2 separate regions of the Homo sapiens genome follow, and region 1 is linked to region 2. The links are chromatin contacts, found by Hi-C or POLR2A ChIA-PET in ENCODE. All regions are on one chromosome and are shown on one strand. The core of a region is the stretch at or near the end of the contact, and the rest is flanking DNA. Distances in the headings are between cores, read along the strand shown.

Region 1 (3,433 bases), core at 476-2,975, 260 kb after region 2:
ACCGGGACGGGGAAGGGGAAGAGAGCCACTAGGCAGAATAAGCTTTCTGTGGCCACACCCTAATCATGGCATTGTCACTGCTACACCCAACGGTAGCCAGTGTAAATAGTTTCCCTGGTTACGTATTCTTCCGAGCCATTCATTCAGCTGTAGGGCTGTAGGTAAATATCGCTTTATAGAGGCAATGGGCTAATCCTAATTTCAATAAGATCCTTTACTGCTATCTTTAAGAGATTTTAAGCCCCTTACATCATGATGTGTTTCCCTCCTTAGTAATAAACCCGAAGAGTTGTGGTTGTTATTCTGGACAGGGAGAATAAGGTGTGAAAGGTTGAACATGAACTGCCCTAGCTCTCACCGCTAGTAAGAGCTAAAGCAGGCCCTGAAACCAAGGCCTTCGACTCTGAGTTCAGTGCTCCCTCCCATGTAACGCCGTCTCTTCTTTCCACCCTCCCCTCCGAGGAGTAGTGGAAGGGACCTCTCAGTAGGAGGAGGGTGTGGTGGGGGCCAGGTTGCCCCAGGTGCCTCCTGGCTCCCCAGCTGGGGGCCAGCAATTAGGAAGGAGAACCACCTGCATTGACGGTCATTTACCCAATTGTGCTTTGTGGGATATTCAACCCAAGGAATGTGGCACACCTGGCTGAGCGTAAGAGGAAGCCCAAGTTCTCCAAGGAGGAGCTGGACATTCTTGTCACAGAGGTGACCCACCATGAAGCAGTGCTCTTTGGGAGGGAGACCATGCGGCTGTCCCATGCTGACAGGGACAAGATTTGGGAAGGCATAGCCCGGAAAATCACCTCCGTCAGCCAGGTGCCCCGCTCCGTCAAGGACATTAAGCACAGATGGGATGACATGAAACGGAGGACCAAGGACAAGCTGGCCTTCATGCAGCAGTCCCTGTCGGGCCCTGGGGCCGGGGGCCGGGCCCCCACCATCGTGCTCACGGCCCACGAGAGGGCCATCAAGTCGGCGCTGCTCACGGCCCGTGCAGGGCGCGGCTTCCCCAGGGCGGAACTGGATGGCACCGACAGCCCTTCGACCAGCTGTGAGTATCACCAGTCCCCCCCGCCACCCAGCCGGCTGCCTGCCCCCCAGCTTACAGTCCACAGTCTCCCACCGACTTTCCCTCTGGTTCTCTCCTGTCCCTCTCTGTCCAGCCCACTCTTTCCATCCTCCCCTCCTTCTCCCACTCTTCTCCTCTCCATCCCTTTTTGCATTCATTCTCGAATATTTACTGAGCATCTCCGTGCCAGAGCCGTGCTAGGAGCTGGGAAGACAGCTGTGTGTAAACCCCACGCAGGCCCTGCTCTTGGGGAGACCCTGGACTCCTAGGAATAAACCAACGTTAAATAATTGCACGAGTAAACTGGAAACGAAGGGATGGAGGACACAGGAGTCCAGGAGGTCCCGAGAGCAGGGCTGACTTCATGAGCATGCAACCTGAACAGTCACAGGGGCCGCGGGGTTTCAGGCTCTGCTGTCGCCATCTGGACATTCTTCATAGTTTTTGAGCCAGGGGCCCCACGTTTTCATTTTGCATTTGACCCTGCAGGTTATGTAGCAGCTCTGTCTGAGAGTTAAGGAGTGGGTAAAACTGGCTCCACTGGGGACTGGGGAGGGCTCCCTGAAGAAGTCCAGCGGACTAGGATGTGAAGAGTAAGAGTTAACCAGGCCAGGCAGCAGCGTGGGGCGCGGAGAAGGGGAGGGGAGGCGCGCAGGCAGAGAACAGCATGTACGAGGCCCCGCATCAGGAAGGCGCTTGGCACGTTCCAGGAACAGTGAGAAGCCAGGAAAGCCCAAGTGTAGCAGCGCGGGGGAGGGGGCTGGAGACGAGGCGGCCAAGCTGTGAAGGCCCGGGCCGGGCCATGGAAAGATCAGTTCCTTTCTGTGTCTGGTCCTGACTGCTTTGTTCCTCTATTATTACTCCCCTGCCTGAGCCACGCTGCCTGCCCCCACTTTTCTGTGTGCTGCCTCTCAGCTCCCTCTCCATCCTCCTGGCTGCTCCGCCACCCGCTCCCCACCCCTCTTCTCCCTCTGTACTTGTCCCTGCCTTTCCTCTCTACTTCCTGTGTCTCACATGCACTTTGAAGCCAGGGCCCCAGCGGCCGAGGCGGGTGTCCCTTGGGGCTGGAGTTCTAGTTGGGGCTCAGCAGAAGGGGGAGCACTAAAGGCCTCCGCAGGGACTGCAACCCTTCCTTTCCACTTCTGCACATCTCCCCCGTGCCCCGCCAGCTGCAGTCCCCACTAGAGGCCGTCTGCCTGACCGGCTCGTGAGTGGTGGGAGCCAGGCAGGAGGGGCCCCAGGGAAGCAGCCGTGGCTCAGCCCATGGGAAGGTGCTTTGCAAAGACTCACTTGCACCTTCCCTTCCCGGGCCCCCTGCCATTGTGATCCACTTGCTTCCTGTTTGGCTGGGGCTCCTGACAGGTGGCAGTTCACAGAGTCAGATGTTTAGGACTGGAAAAGAACATGGAGACCATTTAGTTCAACTTCCTTGCAATGCAGAAAGTAAGCTCTGAAAACCAAGGTGGCCCTGAGCTCAATTCAGAAGCAGGACTTGAACCCGGGTCTGCTGGCTTCCTGTGAATCAGTGTTTTCCTAAGTCTTAAGAGGATTCCACCCCGTGATAAGAAAAAATGGGGGGGTCAGCATCCAGTAAAGCCTGTTCCCTGCATCCTGCTCCGCTCACCCCTCCATCTCCCTGAGACTGAATGTAATGAGGCCACCAAAGGTAACCTGGGCTGGCAGGGAGCCCGAGTGTGCCATCAGGCAGAGCCCGCTCACCCCCATGGCAGGCTCACAGCCCTCCTTTTCCTGGCAGTGGCCAGCTGCGGCAGCACTCGGCCAGGGGCTTGGCAGAACGGGGACCTGGGAGGGAAGGAGCAGCATCACCTCGCCGGGTCTCACTCCTTCCAACACTGGCCATGCTAGACAGGTCTCTGGGATCTCAGGGGATGGCTGCTGTCCCACCAAACACTGCCAAGAGACACAGGACTCTTACCAAGCTGGCCCAAGTGAGCCCCCAGGACCCCTGGGAGGCATGAGGTAACTGTAAGATAAACCTGTCTGTCCTCCCCATCACCTTCCTGGGGGGTGGTTCTGAGTTGAGTCCGCAGATCCAGGCAGGGAGGGCTTGCCTGTCAGTAGGGTCAGCCCATACATCATTTAATCCTGCCACAGGGATCAGCCCATACCCTTGGTCACCAGAAAGCAGGACCCACATGTGCAGAGGCTGGGCCCCCTCCCTGTGTCCGGCTGCAAGGAGCAGTCTGTCCGATGGCCCCTGTGGATGGGAGCACGATGTGACTGAACTGGAAGCCTGCCTTGGGGGACAGGGGGACAGCAGGGCTGGTTGCAGAGGTGGCTCTCCTGCTCTGCACTGTCCTGCCAGTTTCTTCAGCCTGTCAGCATGTGCTGCAGTGATTTAAAGATGCA
Region 2 (3,574 bases), core at 204-2,703:
AGTGGGGCGGTGAGGGGGCCTTGGCCAGCCGCTCTGGGCTTTGGAGGAGCCTGGGGGTTCTTGGCCTCCGCGCTGCTCTTGCCCCAGCCTCCATCTCTCCGGCGGAGAAACCCACTCCCCCCGGGCTCCAGGAAGAGGCGGAAGCCCGAGACTGGGTCAGGGCGAAGGAAGGTAGAGCGAGGGGACCCAAGGCGAGCGCCCCGCCCCGCCCCGCCCAGCGGGGCGCGCCGGGGTGGGCGCGGCGTTCTGGCCCTTCCTCCACACAGCCTCCCCCGGGTAGGTGCGAGTGTTCTGCCCACGGCAGGGGCCCTAACCCACCCAGCGCCCGGCCAGTGGCCCCACACTGTACCCTTCCTGCAGATCGCGCGACTTTGGGGAGAGTGGGGGGCGTCTCCACCTGTGCGTCCCCTACCCACCCCCTAACTGGGCTAAGGCGCGGCCTGGGTTTCTGCCCGCCCCTTTCCAGCCTGGGGACGGGGGACTCTCTCAGCCTCGCCCCTCCCCCTGCAATCTGTCCCTGATGTCCCCGCTCCAGACACTCACCCACTTTCTGAGACCCAGGCCTCAGCGCCGGTGTCCCCCGGCGGTGAGCTCCGAGCCGTTAGGCGGCCCCGGGTTCTCCGGCCCAGGGCCCCTGCCCCCAGGCCCCCACCCCAGAAGGTCGGGCCAGACTTGTGGGCAGCGGGAACTCCGCCACCACCTCCGTCCGCGGCCCTGCGGGGGCAAAGACTGGGGGAACTCGCAAGTTTGCGCCGCGCACTCCTCCTGCCGGGAACAATGGCGGGAGGGGGAGGGGACAGAGAACCGAGCGCGGGGGACCGAGTCAGACCCCGGGGAGACAGAAACTGCTTTCGCTCCGTTTCTCTCCTGCTCTGAAGCAGAAAGCTCGAGCCCGAGAGGCAGTGGCCGAGGACGAAATAAGCAGTCCAGGAGGAGGGCGACCGCGGAGCCGGGGGAGAGGGGAAACCGAGTCAGAGGGAGGGGCGGCGAGGGGAGAGCGCGCAGGGGAGACGGAAGGGGCTGCGGGACGGCGCCTTGGGGAGCTGGGGAGGCGACCCCCTGGGGTCCCAGCGGGCTCAGCGGGTGCCGAGATGTCCCGGGGCGCCCGGTTAGCGCGCGCGGGGTCCCGGCCGCCCCTCTGCGGTCCCGTCGGCCGCAGGAGCCCCGCTGGGTTGCGCTGCGCAGGCGGCGGGCGGCGGGAGGGGAAAGTCCGCGGCTCGGAAGCGGCGGCGGGGAGCAGAACTTACGGGCCTCGCGCGTGCCGGCGCTGGGCTACGTGGAGCTGATGCCAGGCGGAGGCTCCGGGCTCGGACGCCTCACATCGCGCCGCCCGTGCCGGGCCGGGCAGTGCAGGGCAGGGCAGGGCAGGGCAGGGCAGGACAGGGCAGGGCAGGGCAGGGCCGGGCCGGCTGGACTGCGCGCGGCGCCCTGCGCGGCCGGGGCTTACCGAGTCTGGCGGCCCGCGCTGGTCCCTCCTCTCGGTTCCGCGCACAAGCCAATGGCGCGCCGTCCCCTCCCACGCGCCGGGCTGCCTCGCCCCCAGGGTGGCCGCCGGGGCGGGCGGGATGGGGGTTGGCGGGGAAACCAGGCTCCCGGCTCCCCCGCGAGGCTCTCCCGGGGGCCGCCTGCAGGGGGCGCACGCGCGCCCGAGAGAAGGCGCCGGGGGAGGAAGCCGCGCGGGGAGACCCTGGCGTGGCCCGCGCCGCCCAGGATGACTTTCCTGGCAAGTTCTGCAGACGGTGCCCCTTTCTTGGGACGATCAACGTAGATGGGCAAACCACACCATCTTAAATAGCCTTGCGGTGTCTCCCGGGCCCAGGCCGGTGCCTGAAATGGAAGGGACTGCTTTGGCTGGCGGTGATACCCAAGTGTGTAATAACACAGTCACGACAATAGTCACCGTTTGCTGCGCACTCTCTGATGCCAGACACCATATGCTAAAGGAGTTACAAGTATTAACTCATTTGATTTTCACAGCAACCCATAAGGGCGCTGTGCTTAGTCCCATTTTACAGGCCATGGTCGTTAAAGTTTGAGTTCACTCAGCCTTCAGGCTTCCAGCCTAGGCCCACCCTTCTCTCTCCCTGCTTGGTGTGACTTGGCCAAATAACATGACCCCACTGTCACTACGGCCACCTTCTTCATACTCCACCCTAAAATCCAGCCTCAGAGATGCTGCTGTCAGTTGCGCTGTCAGGAGGCTAGGATCTTATCTGGGGCTCTAGGACGCTTGTTGGCGCTACAGTTGTCAAACCTTTTGTCTCTACACATCCTATGGGGGGCTGGGGTGAGGATGAGGGTTGGGGGTCATGGAGGCTCTCTGGTGGCGTGTCAACCTGAGAGAACCAGGCTCCTACAGACAAGGCCCCACCCCCAAATTCTGGGCTCCTTCAACCCCTTATGGTGGGAAAATAATGTGCTCTCTCCCACCCCAACCCCCACCACCCTGTGCTCTCCTTAGAGAAATGCCTGGATCTCTTTCATCTGATCTGATGGTCACAGTGGGCCAGGAACCGGGGTGGGGGGCTGCGGGAAAAGGAAGGCAAGGCTGATGACATGCTCCATTTCACAAGTAAATAAGACAGAAAGAGGTGAGTGGCTGCCTCAGGCATCTAGCTAGGTGGGCATTCTGACTCCAGGTCTCGGTTCTGTCTGCACCAGTTCCTTAACGGTTAATAGAGCAGGCTCTGGAACCAGATCACCTAGGTTCAAATCCTGACTCTGCCTTTTAGTGCCTGTGTGGCCTTGGACAAAGTAAGTCACCTAGAGCAACCAATAGTAAGAACCGGCTATGGTTGCTGTAGAGATTTAGAGTTAATAGGAGCTGCTCATGTTTACTGTGCATGGACTCTGTGCCATGCAGGCTCCCACTGTCCTCACCAGAGCTGGGATTGGGCAGGAGAGTCTGTGCCCTTGGCAAGGAAGTAAACAGAACAGTCCTTGGTTCATAGTAAGTGCTCAGTGAATATAAACTGTCCTGATTACTAAGGTAGATAAACTCTGATGCCCCAGTGCCACTGACACTGCCCCCAGCCAAACACCTAGACAGTGATAGCCAATAATGAATGAATCAATCAATCAATCAAAGTATGTGACTCTAGATGAGGATTATTTTTAAGGTGTGTTGGGTGGAGCCATCTGACTCAAGGCTCTATAGTAATTTCTGCAACAACTCAGTCTCACCTCACTGCCTTTACAGAGCTGGGCCAAGCTGGGTTGATGAATTCATTTGTCACTCCCTCTTCTGCCTTTCTGGCACTCAGGGCTCTGGATTGCTGAAGGGAGGGCCCCCAGCGTCATTCATGTGCAATGTCCTCCCAGACTTGGGGACACCTGCCAGTGCTCTGCTTGGTGTAACCCTAAAGACTAGCAGCAGGGTCTGTGCTTGTAATCCCAGCCAGCCTGATCATACATCAGTGGGAGGCCTTTGTCACAATCACTCCAAGTTTTCCAACATGGAAGAGGCTGCCTTAGTTGTCATGAATGAGTGCCCTGTCACTAGCAGCATGCAAGCAGAATCCAGGGAAGGGTTGATGAGGACAGCAGAGGAAGAATTCCCACCTTAAGTGGTATT

The links. A loop is a pair of places that touch in the nucleus more often than their neighbours do. ChIA-PET counts read pairs that join two places held with the same protein, here RNA polymerase II (POLR2A). Pooled maps may share reads with other maps.
Region 1: a pooled map shows a loop between it and region 2 (1.9-fold over the local background). The contact joins the enhancer-like site here to the promoter of TP53I11 in region 2. A Hi-C loop is called at or near these places in 1 of 168 maps with a recorded cell type or tissue (sigmoid colon) and 1 of 50 pooled maps. POLR2A ChIA-PET finds 5 or more read pairs at or near these places in 2 of 52 experiments (A673 and BJ).

The regions. Positions count from the first base shown.
Region 1 is chr11:45,208,251-45,211,683 of GRCh38, forward strand. The region is part of intron 5 of PRDM11 (PR/SET domain 11); the gene reads left to right. Among named protein-coding and RNA genes, the nearest start is that of PRDM11, 63 kb to the left of the region's middle. RefSeq lists enhancers at 1,150-1,897, 1,898-2,645, 2,646-3,392. Within about 2 kb of position 1,726, at least 24 of the 41 ENCODE cell types and tissues checked have a DNase peak (open chromatin) inside an H3K27ac peak, as active enhancers do; they include A673 and sigmoid colon, where a contact is called at or near this core.
Region 2 is chr11:44,949,430-44,953,003 of GRCh38, forward strand. It overlaps TP53I11 (tumor protein p53 inducible protein 11), which reads right to left and starts at 1,454. Exons shown (of 7, transcript NM_006034.5): 1 at 1,248-1,454. RefSeq lists silencers at 1,224-1,353, 1,384-1,643.